Linked DNA regions of Homo sapiens: all the other regions are linked to region 1. Evidence: chromatin loops called from intact Hi-C (ENCODE). Cell type or tissue: psoas muscle. All regions are shown on one strand. Links, peaks and the distances in the headings refer to the core of each region. The heading gives the core; the rest is flanking DNA.

Region 1 (8,114 bases), core at 873-5,872:
GGACAGAGACCATCTTTGGCACAAATTCCAGAGCTACCTGAGAGTGCGATCACCCATCTTAGATTCATCCTCCAAAACGGAGCTGTTAACACCTAAAAGAGAAGTTTGTAAATGACATGGAGGTGCTTGAATAAGTGTAAACTCTATGGCAATCCTGAAGGAGGGGTCACCTTGGGCTGGCACAATGATATTGTACTGTTTTTAAATGTTAGCACAGCAGAAAACAAAGACAAAATTAAAGTGTCACTGTTGAGCTTCTGCTCACTAGTCCAAAAACAAGCTTCCTATTCAGTTATCACTATTCAAAAAAACTACCAACCAAATTTTCCACATTTATGATGTTCGCATATATCTACGACATTTACCTCTCTGCATGCAGCAGACTGAGGTTGTCAAAGATAACTCACCCATAGGTTTAAATATGTACAAAACCACTGAAGTGGGTTGATGACTTAGAGAATCACACATGGAAATTTCTTGCTTCTCTGTGGTCATTGAACATTTGGCAAAAACCACCTTGAAATAAGTCCTGCACTATTACTTAGCCTAGATTCATTATTTAATATCTTATATTTCATACACTTAGGTGTCCTATCTTCCAACTAGCTGTCACATCACCCTGGGTAAAGCTATTACAGAATGTGCTCAATAAATAATTCTTGGATAGAGTAATAAAATGGCCCTGACCTCAAGTAGTTTGTGGGAAGAGATAAAACACCAACAAAAAATGGGAAGAGAGGAGAAATATAAAAAGAGAAATAAAAAATTAAAAACATTGCAATAATCTAAGGAAAGTAAGCTGAAGCTCCCATTTAATATTATGTAAGCTTTCACCTTGTTGTGCTCCATACACAGAATTTATAATCCTGCATAATGAATGCAGAAAGGCTATTGTAATAACAATAGCAACAGTACCATCTTAGAAAGTAACAAAGTTGTCCTTACCCAAGCAAAATATCACAAAGTAAAATGCATTTATAATGAGAGTTCTTCCTTACAGAAGAGTAGATCTGGGTCCAGAGTATTGTTAATTAATGCTTGACCCCATTTCAAAGGAACTAATTAACACCACCCAACTGCAGAGTAATTTACTGCCTTTGGGACCACTGAGTTATTGATGGTGAGTCAGAAAGGCAGAGGAGACAAGCTTCAGCCCAAGCAGGAGCCAACATTTTCACCTTTTAGCCCAGAGCTTGGAATCTCCTAAGTCCTTCTTCATGGTTTTTCTTTGTGTTACAAACTGAGAGAAACCCAAGTGTAGATGAACTCAACACAGCAGCCAACATCCGCCTCTGGGTGCCTGGCACTCTCACCAAAGGACGGAGCCATGACTGTAGAGTGGGTCATACACAGAGAGGCTTTTCTTTCTGCAACATTGATTAAGATGTCGAACACATTTATAGAACCCTTAGTTAACTACATTCCCGGCTTTGGAATGTTCTTGTTAAAAAGGGATTTTGTCTTTCTACACTGAGGCTAGGGTATGTTTAAACAAAATTTGCCTACGATGTCTTGGGCTAAGGAAAAATGTCACATTATTTATGACAGATCCAAAACTTTTCTTTAAAAATACAATGGCCAAGTGCAGTGCCTCATGCCTATAATCCCAGCACTTTGGGAGGCCAAAGAGAGTGGATCACCTGAGGTCAGGAGTTCGAGACCAGCCTGGCCAACATATTGTGAAACCCCCTCTATTTTAAAAATACAAAAATTAGTTGGGCGTGGTGCTGCATGCCTGTAGTCCCAGCTACCTGGGAAGCTGAGGCAGGAGAATCACTTGAACCTGGGAAGCAGAGGTTGCAGTGAGCTGAGATCACACCACTGCACTCCAGCCTGGATGACAGAGCAAGACTCCATCTCAAAAAATAAAAAATAAAATAAAATACAAGCCATTAATCTGAAGAAGAGCTTTTTAAATATAGCTCAACTGAGCAATAGTGAAAATACTGTTTCATCAGTTCTTTTTGGTACATTCAGGTACAAATTACTGTTAGTCTCAACTGAGCCTGCTGTTTTTTCCTCTACTCCAATCATAAAATACTTCTTTAGCATCATTTAATCACTCATTTCTTTTCCTCTGAATTCCCACTAAAACAGTACTAATCTCATATATGTGGTGGTAAATGTGTTTATTGATTTCATTCTATTAAAAAATTAGTTGGAAAAGTCATTTTTAAAATGGGACAAGTTTTTTTCTGTTTTGATATAAATTGTCATTTTCAGAGAACTGAATTTACCTGTGAATCCATCTGTCCAGAATAAGCCAATATTCTCACCTTGAGGTTTTATGTGGTTCTCCCTTCCTCCTTGACCAGATTATCAAATAGTAGTCAGTCATCACATTGATACAAGAAGGCTTTTCCTTCTATCTACCTAAGTTTTATTGCTACAAAAACAGATTATATTATCTGAGGTTTTGAGATTATCTATACATCTTGCTGCCTCTAGTTACTCTGTCTTCTTAATCAACAATGGTTGGCTATATGCCTGCTTGATACTTAAGCTTCCTTAATGGCAATTTTAAAAGCTTTGCTAGAACCCTTTCAGATTTCTGAGTAGACTAAAGTTGCTTTACCAGGTACCTGTGAGACTGTTGTAAAGATGCATGTCTTAAACGTTAAGGCAAAAATGATATTTTTATATTACATTACACTCTTGTGCTGTGAGCCACCGAGTGCTTTTTCTGAACCACTCCTGTGTGGTTGGCTTTTGGGGGAAGGGGGAGTTCTGAAGCTGTGTGTGGCTCTTGGAGAGAACTCTAGAACCCTGGTGGAAGACTGTGTGCTCTTATATTTTTTCTGCATTTATTTTCTGTTATTTCAATTTTCTTTCTTCTGTGTGCAATGAATGATCTGCATGTGTTGTTAAACTAAACTCAATAAGACTAGATTTTGGTTTTTTTCCAACATAGTCAACTTGTGTCCTTATTGGCAAAATGTTCCATTGTTTCAAAAACAATCTTTCCAAAATGGTCTCTCCTTCTGTTCACATTTATTGATAGAGGAAACGGATTTAGTCTTCTAACAACACATCATAGGACTTAAAATAAGAAACGTACTTTTCTTTCGTTTCTTACAAACCAGCAATCTAGAATCTTTTCTTCTGTTTTGTTGAACATATATTCTGACAATTGGTTACCTATATCAACTATAAATGCAGATGTTTCACACAAACCAAGAACTTACGTTTTCAAATTTCAACAATTAATGTCATGAATTTATTGATTTCTGTAGTTATTCTTTGAAGTTCTAAAGTACGTTATTAATCATTTATACTATGTGTTATTGATATTTATTACAGGGGTAGCTATATTCTAAAGTATTTATTCTTACATGCTAACACAGAGACTATCATCATTTGTATGTAATGCCTAGTTCAAATCCAATTTTTCAACCTAGCCGTTAAGATCACTGGATATCTTTCAAGCAGCACAATTAAACAACATAGTACTCTCTGCTTAAATAGTCTGTGTACTTCTATATTAAAAACAATAAAGCCAAATGGCTTTGTTTTTATAAAAGAATCCCTGAGCACTTTCCTATTCGTGAAATGCTTAGTAATGTGCTGCTCTATTTCCCTCACTCCTAGTAAGTTCTGTAGTAATAAGCAGAAGCTCTTCAGAATGTACACCTCACGGAAGCAGAGGTACCCAGCATCCGGGCTATTGACATGAGATTTGAGAATGCCAACTAACCTCAGGTGCATGACCAGGTTACACCGCCACCCCACCTGAGCCCTGTTCAGAGACTCACTCTTTCTAGGGACTTCTTGAATGAGGTTTTCAACCCGCTTGAAATTTTCCTTGTTGCCTGTTGCCTGCTTTGATACTCTCCACCGCTGGGACAAATAGTCGGCGTCCCGCGTAGAACTGGCAGTCAGCCCTTTGGCGCCTCCTTGTGGTTGGACAACTGCTGAGCTGCTGCACGCACTGGATTGTTATGGCTCAGTTGCCATATTGTGCCTGAGGCGAGAATTTGTAGAATGCTTATCCCATGAAGGGCTAAAACCCTAATTAAGTATAACAATAACTACAGCATTCTAAGTCCCAGAGGATTACTGTGGGGTTATGATGATGCCACACAGTTGCCTGGCAGAGAACAGCCGGTAGTAGACTGCATGCTAGGCCATTTGAATAACCTGTACATCTGGTTCCTAGAGATGAGAGAATTCTCTCTTGCAGGGTGACAGTGCAGGCTCTGCTGAGCATGGTCCTCAGCTGTAACTGTGGGACTGTACCCTAAGAGAGATGCTCCGATCAATGACCACAGCAATTTTTTTTTTACTTTCTGCAAAGCAAGACCTCCTTGTTGGTCTCTTGGGGATAATCCTTGGCATTCTTCCTAAAAATACTGTTACATAAATCTTCAAAAATCATATTCGTAGATGTCACCAAAAAAAAGGCAGGAAAATAATGAAGACTTCAGTGTTTCAGTGAAGAGTCTATATTTTTAATCAATTCAATGTGTGTTTTCAGTAACAGTCACCTGATCAGCTTAATAGTCATCTAATCAAGACGCTGTGTTGATTTTCAAAGGGAAACAAAGTAGAAAAATAATAAAGTGAGCTTTTTGTAAGAGGACACAAGAACAGATCTTTGCCTTGGAAAAGAAAATTTTGCCTGGTTAAAAAGTTCTTGATTAGAATCTTATTCTTAACTTTCATATAATTATGTCAAAAGAGAAAGTGAAAACATTACATTTTTTCTAATTTAACATGTAATATGCCGAGTTTATTTTAAAATAATTCTTGGGAATCTTTAAAATAATAGACATTAGCAAATATCCATGTAGTTGAGAAGGACAAAAGGGAAATGTTACTTAGAATTTATTTTTGTCAACTTTAAGTGCTTTAAATGATACTAAGATTTAGAGAATATTATTCACATTTTCCAATTTATTCATAAGGTAATGTCAAAATGGTTCATAGAGGCAATTTTTAAAAATATTTTTATAGGTATGATTTTTAAAATACTTTTATTATAAACAAACTATGGTGGATTGAATGCTAATACTTTCATTTTGGATGTTTTTACTTTTTTAGTAATTGAATTTTTTTAATTTTTCATATTAAGTGTTTTTATGATGGTTTATCCATTTCTTATGTATTTAGTTGACATAGAAAAGAGATATATCTTGAAAGTTGGAGAAAATAATTTGATATTAACTAAAACCAACCTTTTATAGTAATTAGCATCTGTTAGTTCCAGAAAAGGTAATAGATAAAATCAAATATAGTGAGGACCAATTGTAATGATATCTATGTCAACTTGAGCTATTCATTAATCTGAATAAAGGTGCAGAAGTGAGCATATGCTTCCTGAACTAGATCATTGTAAATTTAAATTATGGAACAGATGTGTTGAAACTAAAAAGAGATTTGAAACTTTTACAATTTAAAAAAAAAAAAAGCTTGAGAAAAGTAGATATTTTTGGGCACCATCCCTTTGACAGATTTGTTTAAATAATTGAAGGCTTTGGGATGACATGGAAAACCTAGCCTGAGAATTAAAAGATGCAGGTTTATGATGTTATTGTTGCTCTTGTTTAATGTAATCTATCATTTAATCACACATGTGTCAAGCACAGATAAACTCTTCCACTGTTGGGATTGTTGTAAAGAACTCTTGAACCCACCTGACCTCATCACCAAACTGCCCCGCCTGTTCTTTGCATGTGCCTTCAGCGAGTCATGCTGGACTTAGCTGTGTCTGCATTTCAGAGGGGAGCTGTCAGTTGCATGGTCAACTTGTTTATTGTTTCCAGAACTCCCTGACCACCAGTTCATGATTTGATTTGTTTTCATGTAAACACACATAAAACGTGGTGCCCTTTTAGAATATCGTTTGTTAAGCAACTAGGCATGGAAAAATAAATGTTACTGTTTCTTGTTAGCTACAAAGCACATATCCACTAAACACATTTGCTGTTGGCATGCTGCAGTTGGGGACAGTGGACATTGCGGTAAGTGGACAAAACAAGGCCTCCACTTCGTCTCAAATAAGCCTTATCCATGAGAACGCTGCTTTCATACCCCACAAAGGCTGCGGCTTTACTCTCTCAGAGTAGCTGCTCTGAGAGACTTCCCTCAGACTCATTGCCCAGGATTTCTTCAGGCCCTGCAGAGTCCTGGGCCTCTCACATTGATGACAGTATCACCTTCTAATGAATGGCATAATTTCACTATAAAGGAAACAAGAAAAAAAAACAGAATGGGTACACAAAGCTTCTTACAGTTCATTTGATTCCCACAAGAATCCCTTAGCTGTGTTGCTATGTTTATCTCCAAGTTAGAGATGAGAACCCTAGCCCCCGTGTGTCTGATCCCAACCTGCCCTTCCTAGCACATCATAGCATATCTCTTGATTAGGAAAGTGTGAAGATGCACTTTGGATTTTATGATTGTTGTTAATGCTTCTTTTATCAGCCCACAACAATTTGATCTTAGCCGGCATCAGAGAACTGAATGCCTGAACAAATATAATTTACCAGTAGCTGCCACAGCAAATCAATAACCTGTTTACTAGCAGGAAATTGTGTTAGTGAACATAACATCTCATTCTCTTCATCAGTCATCACATTCATTATCTGTTGGGGCTGTTCTATCTTGTGTGGTTTTCATCTCACAAGAATGAATGTAAGCATAAAAGAAATCTAATGTTAAGTGTTGTGTGTTTAATATTATGTATGTGGTGCTACCAACTGCTATGAGATTGCATGAATTTATGGATAACATAATCTTGCCTGGAATATAAAATGCATGCCAAATGTAGGTATATATGTAACTGTCATCCCTGTTTACCTGTAGAAATGTCTAGAAATTACAAAGAGATATGCTCCCAAACAAAAAATAATTTTTTAAATCTCAAAAGTTGAGGTTAAAGCTAAAATTACCCAACTGTTTTTCAAGTGAATTCCAAAACAGTTCTTAGTTATCTACAGTGTAATTGTGTACAAAATGCTGTATGACCTCAGTCTTTTCTACAATGAATCCAAGAAGGATGTATGTACCTGTAGAATGAGATTGATCTCGAATGCAAATATAGAGATTAGATAAAGCTCAAATTTTAAATAAGGGAAAAATAATTGCTATGCTCCTACGTGCTGAAAACATCTTGTCTATTGAAATATATGACCACATGAGCTTCATCAAATTACTTACCCAAGCAAAGTGGAAGAAATTGCTTGAAATGGAATAATCATGCCTCTGTTCTCCACAGTCAGAAGCTAAGTTTTAAGGAGCGAGTGCGCATGGCTAGCCCCAGGGGCCAGAGTATTAAGAGCCGACAAGCCTCAGTAGGTGACAGGAGGTCCCCAAGCACCGACATCACAGCCGAGGGCAGTCCCACCAAAGTGCAGAAGAGCTGGAGCTTCAACGACCGAACCCGCTTCCGGCCCTCGCTGCGCCTCAAAAGTTCTCAGCCAAAACCAGTGATAGATGGTAAGCCCTGTTTTTCCATAACCATTTTTAATTGGATAGGCTATAGTGAGTGAGATTATGAAGTAATTAATTCTCCATAGTGCCACTTGAAGAAAGAAGAAAACAACCCCAGAGAAAGAATTGTTTGTTTGTTTTATTGGAAGTTTATTCATTGCCTTGGGCAAATGTACAGAACATAAGTTTACTTTTGGAAACCACTTTGGCAGCTAAATTTACATTCCAAAGAAGCTGACAAAATGTTGTTAATTCTTCACTTGTATCTACAAATTTATTTCTCAGACAAGGGCCACATTAAGATCAATGGGACTGTCATTCTGATGTATTTGTGACGTCTGACCAGCAAAGGTCCAAGACCCAGGGACAACCAGGTGCTTGCTCTGTGAATATCTTGAAACACAGTAAGGAGGATGATCATTTCTGGTCAACAATGAAGGTGCTCTTTCCCTCTCTCACACACTCCATCTACCAGCAAATCAGAGACCACTGCTTATCTTCCTTAGAGAGGTTCCTGTTGAAAGTTATTTCGAAGTCTTCCAATGATAAGTAAAATTCAAGTTCTTCTCCCAAGAGGAATTAACCTATTTTATTTATCATATTATGTAGCAGACATTCACTTGCCAACACATTTTATTGAGTGCCACATAATTTTCATGTTTATAAAATAAAATATTTTATTT
Region 2 (8,114 bases), core at 1,841-6,840, 260 kb before region 1:
AACTCCTTTAAACCAACTAGAGTAAGTCATCTCTCCTGAGGTCTCTAGCTTTTTCTTTCTACCCTTCTCACTGTGTCTGCTCCTTTTTCCTGCCCTCTGCCAGTTTTCTCAGCCTACTCATGACTTCCCGGCCCTACTAAATCTTTAGTACATGTGGTTCTGGCTGGCAGTGGTGCTAAGTCTGGCTCAGACTCTATGTGAACTTTCAAACCAAACTCCCACAGGCAAGTTAACTGACTCCTGTCCTTCTGCCCCAATTCCAAATTCCTTGGAGAGGGACCTGTCTGTCTAGCACAAGCTGGTTGTCACCTGGATCCAGTCAGCTGTAGCTGGGCTAACTGGGGAGGGTCCTGTCATGGGCCCATAGAACTGCTTCTTGGAAAGTGAGAGGGGAAATTCTCTAAGGAGGAGTAAGTGAGGAGGCCATAAATGTCATGTCTACTGTATTTAAAAAGGAAGTTGACTAAGTGTTTTCAATCTGCCAAAGATACACTAAGAGCTGAAGAGGGAGGGGCACTAGCAAATAACTTGCTTCCTCATTATGATTCCCGTAGTGTTCCAAAGCCACTGCTTTCCTGCTGTCTCTTTTTTTAGTACTTTTTAAATCCCTCAGTAAGTTGCTTTCAAAAGATTTTTTCTAATTAACAGAATATGTCATAAGCTCATTCTAGTATTCTACCACCCTTATAATCAAGTTTTGTCCAGTGAGTCCATTAGGCTAGGGGAAAAAACCTAGCCAATGTCTTCCTACTTTTTTATTTATTTATTTATTTTTGAGACAGGGTCTCGCTCTGTCACCTAGGCTGGAGTCCAGTGGTGCAATATTGGCTCATTGCAGCCTCAACCTCCTGAGCTCAAGCAATCCTCCCACCTCACCCTCCCGAATAACTGGGACTACAGGCACTCAGCACCATGCCTGGCTAAGTTTTTAATTTTTTGTACAGATGAAGTCTCACTGTGTTGCCCAGATTCATCTTGAACTCCTGGACTCAAGCAATCCTTCTGCCTCATCATCCCAAAGTGCAGGAATTATAGGTACAAACCACTGCACCGGGCCACCAATGTCTTTTAAATATCTAAAAATTTATAATTGTTTGTTTTTCTCCTTGCACTGTTATTCATAGGAATGTTGCCAAAAAAGAGAAATTGTATTATTTTCCAGAGAAAATAGGCTAAAAACTGGAAGCAGCTTATGGCAGACTAAATGACTCAGTTGCTACTGTGTGTATAAACGTACCCTGTAAAGTGTAGAGGATGCATTTCTCAGCAACAGGTGTGCCTTAAATGTGTTAGATGGGAACATAGGAAAAGTATGGCCCCAGGCTTCTAGGAAAAAAACAGCCTTTTCCTGCCCATACTAAATAGCCACTTAGAGACTAGAGTTTTTCCAGACCCTTACATGTTAATCCTTTTTAACAAGTTACCAGATAGCTGAACACAAACTGGGTCAAGCAAGTCTGTTTCTCAGAAGGCAAGATGTCCCATCCTAACACCATAAATCACACTCACTTTAGAAATACGTTTTTCTTTGATCCAAATGTCTTTTCTTAATAACTCATTCCTAAGATTTCCATTTTCAGATTCCTGTTTTTGCATAAGATTGCATGAAATATTTTTTGCCATTACACACAGTGCATTTTATTGAAAGGACTCTAAAGGGCTTAGGGAAAGGAAAATTTCCCTAAACTGCAAAGAAAGTCAGCTAATCATTCTGAAACATAATAAAAACTAGTTTTTAAAAATAGCTCATGATAGGTAATGGGGAGTAGGTAGACCCAAACAAGATTGGTCAGTTTCTACCTGGACAATAAAGTAAGGCATTAATTTCCTTCAGATATAGGTATTTCTGTAGCAGATATTTTTTAGAATTTTTTTAAAAGTTGTGTAAGGGTGTTTTATTTATCAGAAAAAATAAATGTATTTTGAACTGTTTGAAATGTAATCCAAAAATTACAGCTGAAAACATCAATTATTTAAATTTATGTTACACAAATAATTGTAAGTCTTGTGTACTGGAAGTAAACAATAAAAGTATGAATTTTCTTTTGACCACCCCTTTCCCCTACCAGGGGAATAATGGCTCCATGGCAGAGGCAGTTTGTACCTCAGTCCATATACATCCCCTTCTTATTGGCATTGCAGAGGGATTGCAGCCTCCCCGCGGCAAGTAGCTCAATAACCAAATATTGAAACTGTCTGAGTCTGTACCCTGCTGCCCATGTCATAAATTCTTGTATCTTAAGGTATCAATTTTTTATATGCTTTACTTTTACTTATGCTTTTTATTCCTATGCCCTTTCCCTTGTACTCTACACCTACCTGAAATGCAGCATGCATGCCAGCCATGCCTATATCCCATGAACACTACCTCCAATGCTACCTGACTCTCTACCCTTCCACTTTTCTTTTTATTATCATTAAAGTAATAATGGGCCATTAGTACTACTCAAGACACAAAGCCAAGGAGTTTACAAAAACTAAATTACTAAGTACTGTCCTAGCAGCCTTCCTAACTTAATGCCAGTTCCAAAACGGCAAACTCTTTGCCCAGAAGCAATGTTTGTTCACTGAGAAAATCTGGGTCAGTACATGGCCTTAGTTAAGCCACTTGTTTTTTCTTTATCTCATTTTCCCCCACTGTGGAATTAGCCTGGTTATTGGCAAAACACTCTGATATTTTTATTAAATATTAAAATGTTAGCAGTAGCCAAAGCTTGAGTGAATTTGATTTTATGAAGCCATGCAGAATTATTTGGAGATGCTAGTTTCTCTCAATAATAACATCACTACATAATTTAATTTCATACACACACACACAGGGTCCTAAAAGTCTTAGCACAATTTTAGGCTTGACTAATTTAGAAATATAAGTGCTACAAACTTAAAAAAAAAACTCCACATAATTTGAAAGTTTAACTAGACTTCTTTCTCATTTGTTTACTTTTGTGAATTTTGAATAATAAAATTTTAGTTTTGATTGTTTTTGTTTAAACATTTGCTACTTTCAGTCAGAAAAACTGACATGTATTTCAAGGATATGGGAAAACTAGCATTGTAAGAATTACAGAGCTCTTCACATCTGAGTCAATATTTGTACATTGCTTTAAATATAGTTCATGTCTTTCATCCAGGAAACACTTGTTGAGAACCTTCTACCTGTAAGGCCTACATTACATCAGTTACATTTCTTCATTTAATCCTTACTGCATCTTTGGAGTTAGATATCATAATCCTCACTTGGAAAATGAGGAACTTGAAGTCTAAAGGAGTGAAGTGACTTTACCATGATACTTAGAAATTGTATGTGGAAATCAGGACCTCAATCCAAAATCCTCCAGGTCTGCATCTCAAGTTCTTTCCACACTCTTGCATTATCACTCTCCTTGTTGATGTTCTGCGTATAGACTCTATTTCATTCAAGTGTGGATATATCTAAAAGTCCTCATGAAAATGTATATTGAAAGGCAGTCTGGGCCAAAATACAGAAAATTCATAAACCAAGTACCTCATAGATATAATCTCCTTTATCCAGCATAATTAAAGGAACTAAGCAGAATTAGTGGATTCACTACAGAATATCGAACCTATCTCAGGTCATATAATGGTCCTGTCACCATTCTTCTCTCTGTAAGATTCAGTGCATTATCTCTTTGACAGGCTAATCCCTAGGATGAGCTCTTTTGATCATAAGGGATCCTGAACAGGATGTTTTGCCATCCAGAAAACCAGCACCACTGAGACGCCAGCTGGAGACATGTCACGAAAACTTGGCCCTAATTCCAAAGCCAACAGTGTGTTGAAATTAGGGCATATCATTTGCTTAGTTCCTGACTGCATACTTTACAACTGACAACTGAAGATTACTAATAATGTCTTCTACTCATGTGTACCCCTCATCCAGGAGGAATCCAAGTCATTTTATCAGTGTGTAGCAGCCATTTAAGTCTCTGATTATAGAGTGCTTTTAAGTCCTCAGAATCTTTATTGTGGAGCAGCGCTTTTCTGCAGAGAAGGATTCTCCATTAAAGATCTAAACCTTATAAGCACTTCCTGGAACCATACTGCCTGTGTCAACTTGCCTGGTAGACAGACAAACATTTTATTGAACATATACTATATCTTGAGAGCTTTACATTATGTAATCTCAATTAACCCCACAGTACTTTCAAAATAGCTGTTATTAAACCCATTTTTTAAACAGGAATACTAAGACTTAAGTAAAAGTAAAATAGATAACTTGCCCAGAGGTCACATAATATAAAATAGCAGAGGCAAGGTTGAAATCATGTTTGTCTGATTCTGGAGTCTTCATGTTTGCAACTTTATTATGTCCCCTCAGAATTTCCCCATCATGCTTATTCTAGTTTCCTCCGCCATCTCCCTTTTTTTTTTTTTTTTTTTTTGAAACGGTCTCACTCTGGTTGCCCAGGCTGAAGTGCAGCGGTGTGATCTCGGCCCACTGCAGCCTCAACCTCCCAGGCTCAGGTGATCCTCTGACCTCAGCTTCCTAAGTAGTTGGGACTACAGATGCACACCACCATGCCTGGCTAATTTTTTGTATTTAGTAGAGATGGGGGTTTCACAATGTTGCCCAGGCTGGTCTCAAACTCCTAAACTCAAGCAATCCACTCACCTCCACCTCCCAAAGTACTGTGATTACAGACATGAGCGACTGCATCTGGCCCAGCCATCTCCATCTTTATCCTCCTTTATAAGAATCTTAGGCTTATCCAAACAAGCTAAAAGAGATGATACAGTTGTGCGTTTATAGTTAGACACATAGATCTGTCTCCAAACCACACTTAAGTCAAACCCTTTAGTTCATTTCAGTCCCTGCTATACATCCACATCAACAATTAGTTAATTTAAAAGCATGAAAACAGTTTCAGAATTTAGACTGTGACCTAATCTAACCATATTGCCTAAGGACCTTGAACCTCATAACCTCCGTCATTAACATTCTCAACACCATTAAAGATGTAATTAGAATATCTCCTTTAATTTGGAAAACTACATGAACTTCTTAATTTTAACCACCTCCCCTTTATCTGCATGAGCTCAAATTATTTGCTGGCAAAATGTATTTAATTTTTTTTTCTGTCAAGCCCTTATGAATTTAATTGATTAAGCTCTGTCACTGCCACAACTGATATAGGCATATATTGGATATTTGAGAGGCTCACCTATTAGTTTAATAGTTCAGTGATAAGTATATGTGTATACATAGAATTGAAGGAAGATAGTTTGAAATTATGTATGGGAATCAGCATTTGCTCTATGGAAGGAAATAAGTTACTGAATTGTAATCTAACTAAATATATCACAAAAAATTTGCTTAGCTTTTGCTTTCTCAGAGTTTCTCACAGTTTTCTTTATACTCCTCTTTAAAAAAGTAATTGTAAGAAAATACTTTGGTTTTGTTTAATTTGAGAATTATTTAAGTTAGAATACTTGATACCTGAAGCTCAGAGTCTCTCTTGCCAGCCTGTTAACAACTTTCTTTGGTCTTAAGGTGCCTTAAAAGAAACACAGAATGTTGTAGAACAAGGAGAATTATAAATCCACATTGGTGAAACCAACCTGCATTAGTGCTGTGTGTGTTTAGGGCATACTTGAAGAAAAATACAGATAAATGGAAGCATATTCCAAACAGAGCCAACAAGAAGGAGAAGGGATTTTTAAAACTTCACAAAGAGGTATAGTTGAAGGAACTCAAGATGTTTAACCCAAAGAAAAGAAATTGCAGAGGTAATAGAGCAGCTGTTTCCAAATAACTGGAGATTCTGGCTGAGTATGGTGGCTCATGCCTGTAATCCCAACACTTTGGGAGGCTGAGGTGGGAGGGTCACTTGAGGACAGGAGTTAAAGACCAGCCTGAGCAACATGGCAAAACCCCTTCTCTTAAAAAAAAAAAATTAACCAAGTACAGTGGGACATGCCTGTGGTCCTAGCTACTGGGAAGGTCGAGGCAGGAGGATTGCTTGAGCCTCAACACACAAGACTTCAGAGAGGTATGATCAGCCACTGCACTCCAGGCTGGGCAAGAGTGAGACTCTAAAAATAATACTAATAATACTAATACTACTACTACTACTACTACTAATAATAATAATAATAATTGGAGAGTCTTGTGGTGGAAAAGCAATTTAGACCTGTTATTTGAGATTCCAAGGAACAGACCAGGGCCAATCCGTCAGTCACATAGAGTTACATGGACTGCATGTAACTTCATGGGAGTCCTCCACCAGGACTTCCAGACAAGGAGGTAAATGTGGGCTGAAATTTTGCCATGCTCCTATGGCCAAGCACTGTGGCTTGGATTAGGCTGTGGTATGCAGAGTTTCTTTTAAAAAAATTGATCTGTTTAGAAGAGATGCCTTTTTGTAATGTGCCCAAAAGCACTGTGTGTGTTATGTAGACTCTGATTTCATGTTCACAGAATTAAAACATTTCTAATTAGTCATTTCTTTTCATGAGATAAAATCAGCTTCCTCAAAAACTAGTGGCCTTTTGGGTCTCTAAGCCCCAAGAAATTGGATGACGACTTAATAGAAATTTCATTCTAATCATGATACACACAGGCCTATTAACCAGAGGGAGTCTGGGAGTGGCCCAGACCTGAGCCTCAATTCTGGCACTGGCAGTGGTTGTTCAAAGAGTGGACCTAGCTGCAATGGAAGGAAATGAATTCAGGAGACTGCCATATTGCATTCAGTGAGTGTTATGATTGGCAACCGGTGACTCTGCAGTTGCAGCTGGCATCAAGAACCAGGCAAAGGTGACAGTCAGGTAGAGCACAATCATGGGAAAGAGAGCAACCAGTAAGCTCTATGAACAGAGCTAAATGGATGGCAGTCTACATGGTAGCTGAGCTCCCATAACGAGATGGTGTTCTGAGGAGATCTGCGGAAGGTGAGGCAGCCCCCACTTCCTAAGGAAGGTAATGAAAATAGGGATTCAAGTACAAGAAACAAGGTTGAGGGACTGGGGATAAAGTGGGGATGGTTAATGGGTACAAAAATATAGAGATAGAATGAATAAGGTCTAGTATTTCACAGCACAACAGAACAATAATTTACTGTAAACTTAAAGATAACTATTATAAAAGAGTGGGACTGTAATGTTCCTAACACAAAGAAATGATAAATGCTTGAGATAATGGATACCCAATTACCCTGATTTGATTATTACACATTGTATGCCTGTATCAAAACATCACCTGTACCCCACAAATATATACACATATTATATGTGCCCATAATAATTTTTAAAAATTAAAAAGAAAGAAACAATGTCAAGAGCCACTTTCTGGTCAAGACTTAGTCTCTGATAAGAGAAAAACACCCAATAAGAATTAGTGCTTACCTATAGTGCAGGATTTGTGATGAGGCTGTCTCCCCAGTTGTCAAACCGGAATTCCTTCTATCCCGGACATGTGGGGATCTGAGCTTGGGGCCGATGGACACTACAGGCGAGGGTCATTGACTTACTTGAGAGCAGGAAACCAGGCGATTTGGAAAATGAAAATATTAGGTTAGCATTTAGACAAAATGGTCCTTTAGGTATGTTCTAACCCTTACATATTCTGATTCTGTAGTAATAGATGGACTTTTTTGAACTTTAGTTTTTCCATTTTCTCATTTACTTTGGTTAAATACATGAGTGTCTTTTCCCCTGTAGGCTTCCTCGCTCATCTTTGACAAGCATCGCCTTTGTAAAGACAGAACATTTTGACACAGCCTTTTTGATATTCAGTCACGTCAAGATGTAAAAATGTTTTTACATTGAAAAGGATGAAACTTTTGCTTTGTTAAAGAAGTACTTTTTAATGACAAAAAAAAATGGGGGTGGTGTTTTCGAGTAATGTGCCTAAGGGATGTTTTCACTCCTATGCCTTCCTTCAGGATATTCCCCACAGGGGGAGCGAGGCCCAGTGTCGGGTCAAAGCTGGACATGGGGTGCACCACAACTTCAGGGCAGCCCACAAAGCCAGGGTGCGATGAGGGTCAAAGAGAATTTGGATAATTTTTGTGCAAAGAACTTGGTATTTAAAGAAGTTAAAAATATAATGGTTTGCTCTTTAAGGCATATCAAAATATTCCCTTGCCAAAATT
Region 3 (8,114 bases), core at 2,142-7,141, 720 kb before region 1:
GCACTTAGGTTGATTCCATTGTCCTTGCTATTTTGAATAGTGCTGCAATGAACATATGGGTGGATGTGTCTGTTTTGATAGAATGAATTCTTTTCCCTTGGGTATATACCGAGGAGTGGGATTGCTTCTACCATAGGGCACTTAACTTTTCATATGCTTTGGTTCCCTTTGGTGCCTGGTGATACCTATAGACTCCTTCTCAGAATAATGAAGTTAAACTCCTTTAAAAAGTACATAGGAGGAAAATGAAGCCAATTATATTGAAAGAGTTAAAAACATTTTAACAACAAATTTTTGGTCTGGCGTGGTGGCTCACACCTGTAATCCCAACACTTAGGGAGGCTGAAGCGCGCGGATACTTGAGCCCAGGAGTTTTGAGAGACCAGCCTGGGCAATATGGCAAAAACCCATCTCTACAAAAAAAATAAATAAATAAAAATTTTAAAAAAAGCCAGGCACGATGGCACACACCTGTAGTCCTAGCTACTTGAGAGGCTGAGGCTTGCAGATTGATTGAGCCTGGGAGGGAGAGGCTGCAGTGAGCCTTTGTCACACCACTGCACTCCAGTCTGAGTGACAGTGAGACCCTGTCTCAAAAAACAAAATAAAACAAAAATTTGTCATCTAGCAATACATATGACTTCTTTACTGAGGTATTAAAAGAAATCTAGTGACAGGTCCAATAACTACAGTGTTTTTGAAGCTGTGATGAGCATAAATACTAGTTGATATTATGAATATGTGTGATTCTGTACTGACAGCAAGGTCACAGGTACTACTATGCTATTGTGGTTTCTTACCTACAGTGATAAATGAAAGAAATTTTAAATTACAATTAGAGATTAGAAAAAAGAAAAGATGCACTTTTTTCTCTTTTAGTTCACAGACTTCCTGAACTCCTGCCTGGGACTATTGCAGGAATAGTATAATAACCCATTATACGAGTTTAATTTACCCTGTCTCTCCAGGACTTTGTAAAACAATTATACTCTCACATCAATCATAAAAGAATTCACAGCTAGTATGTATTTTTTCTTTTTATGATTTATTCCAATAATGTTATTATGAAACAGCTTCTTGAAACTCTTTGTAAATCCCTTTGAAATAATTCAAGTTAAAAATAATGACATAAACAAGTAGCTTAGTGTATGGCACAGGGACTGTACACAAACACAAGATGGTAGAATGAATGCACAACACAGAAACTGAGGACTCCACATTGTTCTGGATCACTGCTGTTCAGTCTACAAAAACTCAATCTCCTTTTCATAAATCCCAAAGTTTCACCTCCAACTCCCAAAACAGCTAGTTATAATGCTAAAGGGATCCATAGCTATTTCTTCAGTTGAGAATCAAAATAAAGTCTATGATTTTGTTGCCCCTAGCCAGGATTTTCTTTCATGCTAGCTTGTATTCTAAAAACAACACTTTTGTTTTGTGTGGCTTCTGCTTTTCTTTGGTCTAATTTCACCATCTGACATAGTTTGGATGTCCCCTCCAAATCTCATGTTGAGATGTAATCCCCAGTGTAGGAGGTGGGGCCTGCAGGGAGCTGCTTGGGTCATGGGGATGGATCCCTCCTGGCTTAGTGACGTCCCCACCACAAAGAGTGAGTTCTCAGGAGATCTGGTCCTTTAAAAGTGTGGGGCACCTCCCCCTGCCCTTGCTCCTGTTTTCCCCATACGAAGTACCAGCTCCCACTTTGCCTCCCACCATGAGTAAAAGCTCCCTGAGTCCTCCCAAGAAGCAAGCAGATGCCTGCACCATGCTGCCTGTACAGTCTGCCGAACCGTGAGCCAATTAAGTGTCTTTTCTTTATAAATTACCCAGTCTCAGGTATTTCTTTATAGGAATGCAAGAATGACCTAACACGGTATTATATCAAATATATTGTTTGATTTCTCAACCATGTACACTAAGGTGGAGACTTCTACACTGGAAGTATAATAATTGGGCTCAATAAAATTGCAAGTAACCAATATGAAGTGCTCTATGACACACAAATTAAAAAAAAAAACACTCCTATTTGAAGGTTTTTTTTCTAAATCATAGCAACAGTAAATTTTAAAATTACAAATTAATTTTGACTTTATAAATCCACCACCTGTATTTCTGGCAGTTAAACTATTGGAGTCCCCTTTTCCTTGGGGTTTTCTTATCCTTCTGAAAGCAGCTACAGGCTGAAGTAAAAGTATTTTCCAAGATGTTCTTTTGTAAATGTGTAACCCCCCGATGACATAAAGCAAAGTGTGCATGTTGAGTTTGGAAGGGTTGGAGATTTGAGAGCTAGAAGGGTAACAGAGGGGAAAATGTCTAGAAACAGTGGAGGGATAAAGGGCAACTTGGATCAATGGGGAATCCTGTCTCATTCCATAGTAGAGCAATAGCTCAACAATGGTCAGGCTATATCCTAAAGCCAGAGAAACAGTGGTCAGTCATGGTTCAATTTCACTTTTGTGCTCCAATGTTAGAACTAAGTTTTTCAAAAATTTATGACAGGTCACCAAGTTATAAAGGAAATGGTTTATGAGAGCTGGTTCCTGTACTGTAAAACAATTTCCACTTACTCTCCTCTCTCTCCCTGAATTTCATCATCTCCCAAGTGCCCCCCACCCCCAGGCTCTCTGCTTTTTGATTCTTCCATTCTGAAGAGGAGAAGGCAGATCTTCCCCTGCATTCTCTGCCAAGGACTCACCCCCTGCTCACTCATCTGCGTTCTGCCACCACAACTTCATAGGCAGCTAAGATCAGTGCTCAAATTTTAAAGTTGCAACCATTTACCTTGGGATCCTGTTAAAATACACATTCAATTTTAGAAGTCCAAGATGAGGCCTCAGATAATGCATCTCTAACACACTCCCAGGCAGGACCTATTATGTCATTTACGAGGTCTAGTACAAAATAAAAATCTGAGCCCGCATGTTAAAAAATTCTTAAGATTTTCAAGATAGCAACAGCAGAGCGTGAAGCCAAGAGCAGGCCTCCTGAGTGCGAGGGCTGGTGTGACTGCCCAGGACCCAGGCCTATGAAGCCGGTCCCACCTCCAAGTGATGCAGGGGTTGGAGGAGCTCAGTTTGCACAGAAAGATTGAATGCCCAGGCCTGGAAAGCAGAGCCTTGTGACGGGCCACACTTTCCACTGGCCTTTCTATCTACTAAGTAAAACCAGCAAAAACACTCATGATTTTTCAGTCTAGATCTCTGATTCATCGATTAAAATTGATAAGTTGGTGACCCTAGAGTAATGCTCCAGAAATGCACTTCTTTTTCTTTAAAACACTCTTGATGAAAGCTTTCCAATTATAAAGAATTAAGAAACATTCTTTGAGCCTTTCTTTAGACAATGATGGAAGAGGAAGGAGGCAGGACAAATGGGAAGGCCCCAGAACCTTCACTCTTGCTCTGAGCTTTGCTCTGTTTGACGATTTTATTGGGGGTAGGTGAAGGGGGATGTTGATGCGGGTCAGTCAGGCAAATTTCACTTTTGTGAAAAGATAGATGGAGACTAAGAAAGATAGATTCTCTCCCTCTCTCTCTCTTTTTTTTTTTTTTTTTTTTTTTTTGAGACAATATCTCGCTCCGTCACCCAAGCTAGAATGCAGTGGTACAATCATGGCTTACTGAAGCCCCAAACTTCTAGGCTCAGCCTCAGCCTCCTCGGTAGCCGGAACAAAAGGCATGCACCACCACACATGGCTAGTTTTTAAGTTTTTTTTAGAGATGGGGGTCGGACTATGTGGGCCAGCCTGGTCTCAAACTCCTGGCCTCAAGCAGTCTTCCTGCCTTGCCCTCCCAAAGGGCTGCGATTACAGGTGTGAGGCACCACACCAGGCCTGATTCTTTTACTCTAATAGCAACCACAAACCAAATATAACTCTGAGCTACATAAATCCTCTTTCCTAGGAAATCAGGCTATCAGAACCCTAGTTGTTGGAGAGTTAAACAAAGTTCTACCACTTTAGGGTTGGATTGCCTCTCAGTTCCAAAGGTAACAGGAAGCCCAGTGTCAGGGTATCACCTGGCCTCCTGCAATCCCAACCCTCCTCACCTTCCCACGCTGGACTCCTCCCTGTTAGCTGCCATTAGGGCATCAGATGGATAGGAAGTAGGAAAATAGGAAATTCAAAATAGTGTATCTAGTGGCATGTTCTCACCTCCTAGGAGGCTGTGAAATATTTGTGAATTTCCCCTGCTTTATTAACAGGCAAATAGCAGTTGTATTACCTGGTTCTTCTCAAAATTTAGTTTAAAAAGAAATCTCACTCTGCCACACTAGCATTTGGCTCAAAATTATGAACAAGGGTTTGTCTGCAGGCAGGGGCCTCAACCCTGCCCTCTGTTGGTGAGAGCTAGAACCTCATAAAATAAGCGGGTGTAGTGGCGCATCTCAGCCACAAGATGGCAGCAGTGCTTCGTGCAGGTCCGAGAAGACGCTGAATGCAGAGGGATCTTTTGAGAGTCAATGCTGATGCGCTAGCCTTCAGTAGGGAAAATTTAACTAGGACTGACTAAACCTTAAGGTTAAGGACTAATCTTGTGGGGCAACTGCCTTTTATATGGTGTAAAAATATCTGCTTGAGAATACAGTATAAGTATTTTATAATTATATGCATACTCAAATCTTTTTCATCTTTATCTCCACCAAGAATCAATCAAGAGGTTTTGTTTTGGTGAATGAATTCTGAGTTTTGACTCACCTCCCTTGAGATTATAGGTTCATTTCCAGTCCCCAGGTGTGTGTGGTCAGAGAATCTCTGTCGTTTCCACTTATGGAATAAAGTTGCCCTGTCCCTGGGACCAATGCCACCATGCTCAAGCACAGCCATGTGTGGACAGGCCACGCCAAGGCCAAGTACCCGGGACAGGGGGGCAGAGAGGAGGCATGAGCAGCAGGGAGAGAACTTCTCAAGGCTGGACCATGAGCCACCACTGGAAGGTGCGTAAGGGGCTGCGCACTCTTTCCGGGGGCTGCCACAACAAAGTACCCAAAGCTTGTGGCTTAAAACGACAAGAACTTCTTTTTAAAACAAGAACTTATTTTACCGTTCTGGAGGCCAGAAATCTGAAATCAAGGTGACAGCAGACCCACACTCCCTCCAAAGGCCTCAGGGAAGAATGCTTCCTGCCCACTCCCAGCTCCTGGAGCCTACTGGCACTCCTTGACTTGTGGCAGTAGAACTGCAGTCTCTACCTCCATCCTCACATGGCCTCCAGGTGCCCCCTCTCTTCTTTTTTGATCTCTTATAAGGACGTTTGTCATTGGACTTGGGGCCCACCCTAAGTCAAGGCCTTCTCATCTCAATATCCTTACCTTAATTATATCTGCAGTGACCTTTCTTCCAAATAAGATCACATTCAGATGTTCTGAGTGGACTTTTATTTTGGGATGGGGGTCATCATTCAACCCACTACAGGTGGGAGGTAGGAGATTCCTTGACACCACTCTAATTATTCTCACCATGATTATGGAATTTCAATCAATGTGGAGAAAAGCCAGTAAACATCAGGACAAAGCAGCAAAGTTCACCTGACTATGAATGTGGGAGCTTCTAGAGATGCATCATTGGCAAAGGCACCCTCTCTCCCCAGAGATGTCTCTTTGAACCCCTCTGTGGAATCTGTGAAATAACTCCCTAGTAACTTGAACCCACTAGGATTTACAGCATTTCAAAATGTGTGTGATTAATAACAATCTAATAACGACACTCTAATTTGTGTACAAATACCATAATATTAACAAAAATACTATAATACAAACATATTCTAATTCAATTAGTCTTTTGTGGTGAACAGGTATGAGCAATTGGATCTATAACCTCATAGTTAATGAGATTATATAACTATATACCATTGGGCAGAAAAAACTGTGATAATGCTACCTACCCTGCTTGCCTAAGAGAAATGTCTATCAAAGTGTTTTTAAATATATAAAACCCTCTAAGAATGAAAGGTGTGCTTTTCTTTCTCGTCCACTTCTGCAGCACATACAGGCGTGTGTGAGTATGTGTAAACAACAAACACTGAACCTGATCCCGTGCGACTCAAAGTCCAGTCCTCTGACCAGTAGCACCAGCAACAGCTGGGAGCTTGTCGGAAATACAGACCCTCAGGTCCCGCCCCGAACTGACTGAATCAGACTCTGCTGTTTAACAAAATCCCCGAGTGATTCATAGAGATACTAAAGTTTGAGAAGCCCTGCTCTAAATAATCTCGTTTGGTAAGTTTTATTCACTAAAATGGGAGTCCTAAATATTTTTCTCATAATTAGCTCCATAGGAAGCATCAGGTGTGAGCAGTGGTTGGCACAGGGAGAGAAAGAAGGCACTTTTACCCAGTATGTGGTCCTCCTTTGCTGACAATCCACCCTCCTTCCCCAGCAAACCAGATTATGAACCTCAGGAGCAGTGCCTGACTTAGACATCAGTTGGGTTCACCTTTTATGACTATGAAAGATCAATGGGGCTGCCCTGATTGAGGAAGAGTAAGTACTGTGATCTTGACTCTGGCCTTTTAATGTGGCATTTTCCAAGACAACTGAAAAAGTAACTGCAAGGGCGTGCCAGAAACATTGGTTTAAAAAAAAAAAAAGGAAAGGGAAAATATTAAAAGATAAGAAAGACAAAAGAGCCCATTGGAGAATCCTTTGATTTTTCTCACCCCTGATTCCTTATAGGAACAATGTGAATAATGATAACATTCATCTCAATCAGGTAAGACCCCTGTTGTGAAAGCATTCCGCTTTGAGGTGCCCAGATGGAAGGTGCTTTACAAATAGAGAATGATGGCAGCTGGGTTGGCATTTGTGTGGTCGCTTACTATTTAAAAGCAGAGAGTGCCTGACAGTGCTGCAGGGTTTCACTTGGTCCCACTGTGGGTTGGCGAGCTCCCTGGCTGGGTCCTGGTTGCCAAGGAAACTGCTACAGAAGAGATTGAGACTGTCTGGGTTCTTGGTTGATTGGTGGAGCTGAGAGCAGCATTTTATATAAGAAATACGTATTTTCAGTGACCAGAGCAAAAGTAAATAATGGCTACTAGAAGGAATCACATCCATCTTCTCCAACAGAGTTCATTTGGATAGAAACTCTTAGCAATGAAGAAGTAGCCTTCTCAGGAGCAATAAATAGGACTTAGAAATCTCCAGCTCAAACTTATGTGCTCTATGGGGAGCCATTGCCTTAGCTGGGCACAGGAGTTTTATCATCCTCTTTTAGGCAAACCTGGGAATGTAATGACTAGGTCAGCCTCAGATCACATCCTTGCCGTATGTTGGCACACCACTGATTAAGGACAGCAGAGAAATGCTGTCTTGCCATCTTTTCTTAGAGGGGGGACAGGATTTGTATGTGGCATTTGTTGATCTTGCTCACTGCGCATCTGTGAACTTTTCTTGACTGCCTCCCAGGTAACATCAGCTATTCCTCTGTGTTCCCATAGTACAATATTCAAGTCTTTATTATCACATTCTACTACAATTTGTCGGGGGGTGGAGAGGGATCTACTCCTTTTACCAGTCAAGTAATTTGCTTAAAGTCAAAGATTATGTTTATTGCTCTATTACAAGTGCCTGGCACAGTATCTAACATAGCAGGTCCTCAATAATTATTTGAGTGAATTGCCTGCCCTTAGTGTAGGCTGAGTGAAGGTTGAGCAGACACAACAATGACTTTTTCAGAAAACCTCAATGAAGCAGAAACAACACAATCATTATATGAAAGACATACTAATCGCCAGTAGTTTACATAGTTATTGCATCTAACTTTCGTATTCCTGCTAAAGCTGTAAGGTACGTAGCATTGCCCACACTTACAGGAAAAGACAGTGTATCCCAGAAAGGTTAAGTAAGTGACTTTGCAGGTATCACAACTAGTCAGTTAAGGAGCCAGTATTTGCATCCAGGTCTATCTGATTGCAAAGCAGTGTTCTTAGCCATCATGCCAGGCTATCTCAGAGCCTTCTAATGAATCATGTAGAGCCCTGCATATGGTGTTCCCCAGAGTTGAAGGACACAAGCCCCTTGCAATGATAGAACTGTCCTTGGTGAAAAGGCATAAGGTAAGATAACAGGTTGGATGGGATTCAGCTGGGACCTAAGATGTGTGCATAATGTTAACAGCA

Evidence for each region. A loop is a pair of places that touch in the nucleus more often than their neighbours do. Peaks named below come from ENCODE experiments on the same cell type or tissue, not always from the same donor. Only the 100,000 strongest peaks of a DNase experiment are listed, where the experiment ranks them.
Region 2: it touches region 1 in a loop (4-fold over the local background); 3 of 110 quality-filtered maps call a loop at or near these places.
Region 3: a loop joins it to region 1, with 9 times the contacts of the local background. A loop is called at or near these places in 73 of 110 quality-filtered maps.

What each region holds. Positions count from the first base shown.
Region 1 is chr6:73,126,205-73,134,318 of GRCh38, forward strand. It overlaps KCNQ5 (potassium voltage-gated channel subfamily Q member 5), which reads left to right. Exons shown (of 14, transcript NM_019842.4): 10 at 7,217-7,437. Among named protein-coding and RNA genes, the nearest start is that of KCNQ5-AS1, 13 kb to the right of the region's middle. In psoas muscle, for the core only: a CTCF peak has its summit at 3,902 (motif pointing left); a DNase peak (open chromatin) is centred at 3,877; H3K4me3 peaks cover 691 bases; H3K27ac peaks cover 584 bases.
Region 2 is chr6:72,861,871-72,869,984 of GRCh38, forward strand. The region is part of intron 1 of KCNQ5 (potassium voltage-gated channel subfamily Q member 5); the gene reads left to right. Among named protein-coding and RNA genes, the nearest start is that of MIR4282, 100 kb to the right of the region's middle. In psoas muscle, for the core only: no CTCF peak of the experiment used is centred there; a DNase peak (open chromatin) is centred at 3,751; H3K27ac peaks cover 4,914 bases.
Region 3 is chr6:72,408,006-72,416,119 of GRCh38, forward strand. No RefSeq gene overlaps it. Among named protein-coding and RNA genes, the nearest start is that of KCNQ5, 210 kb to the right of the region's middle. In psoas muscle, for the core only: a CTCF peak has its summit at 4,368 (motif pointing right); a DNase peak (open chromatin) is centred at 4,366.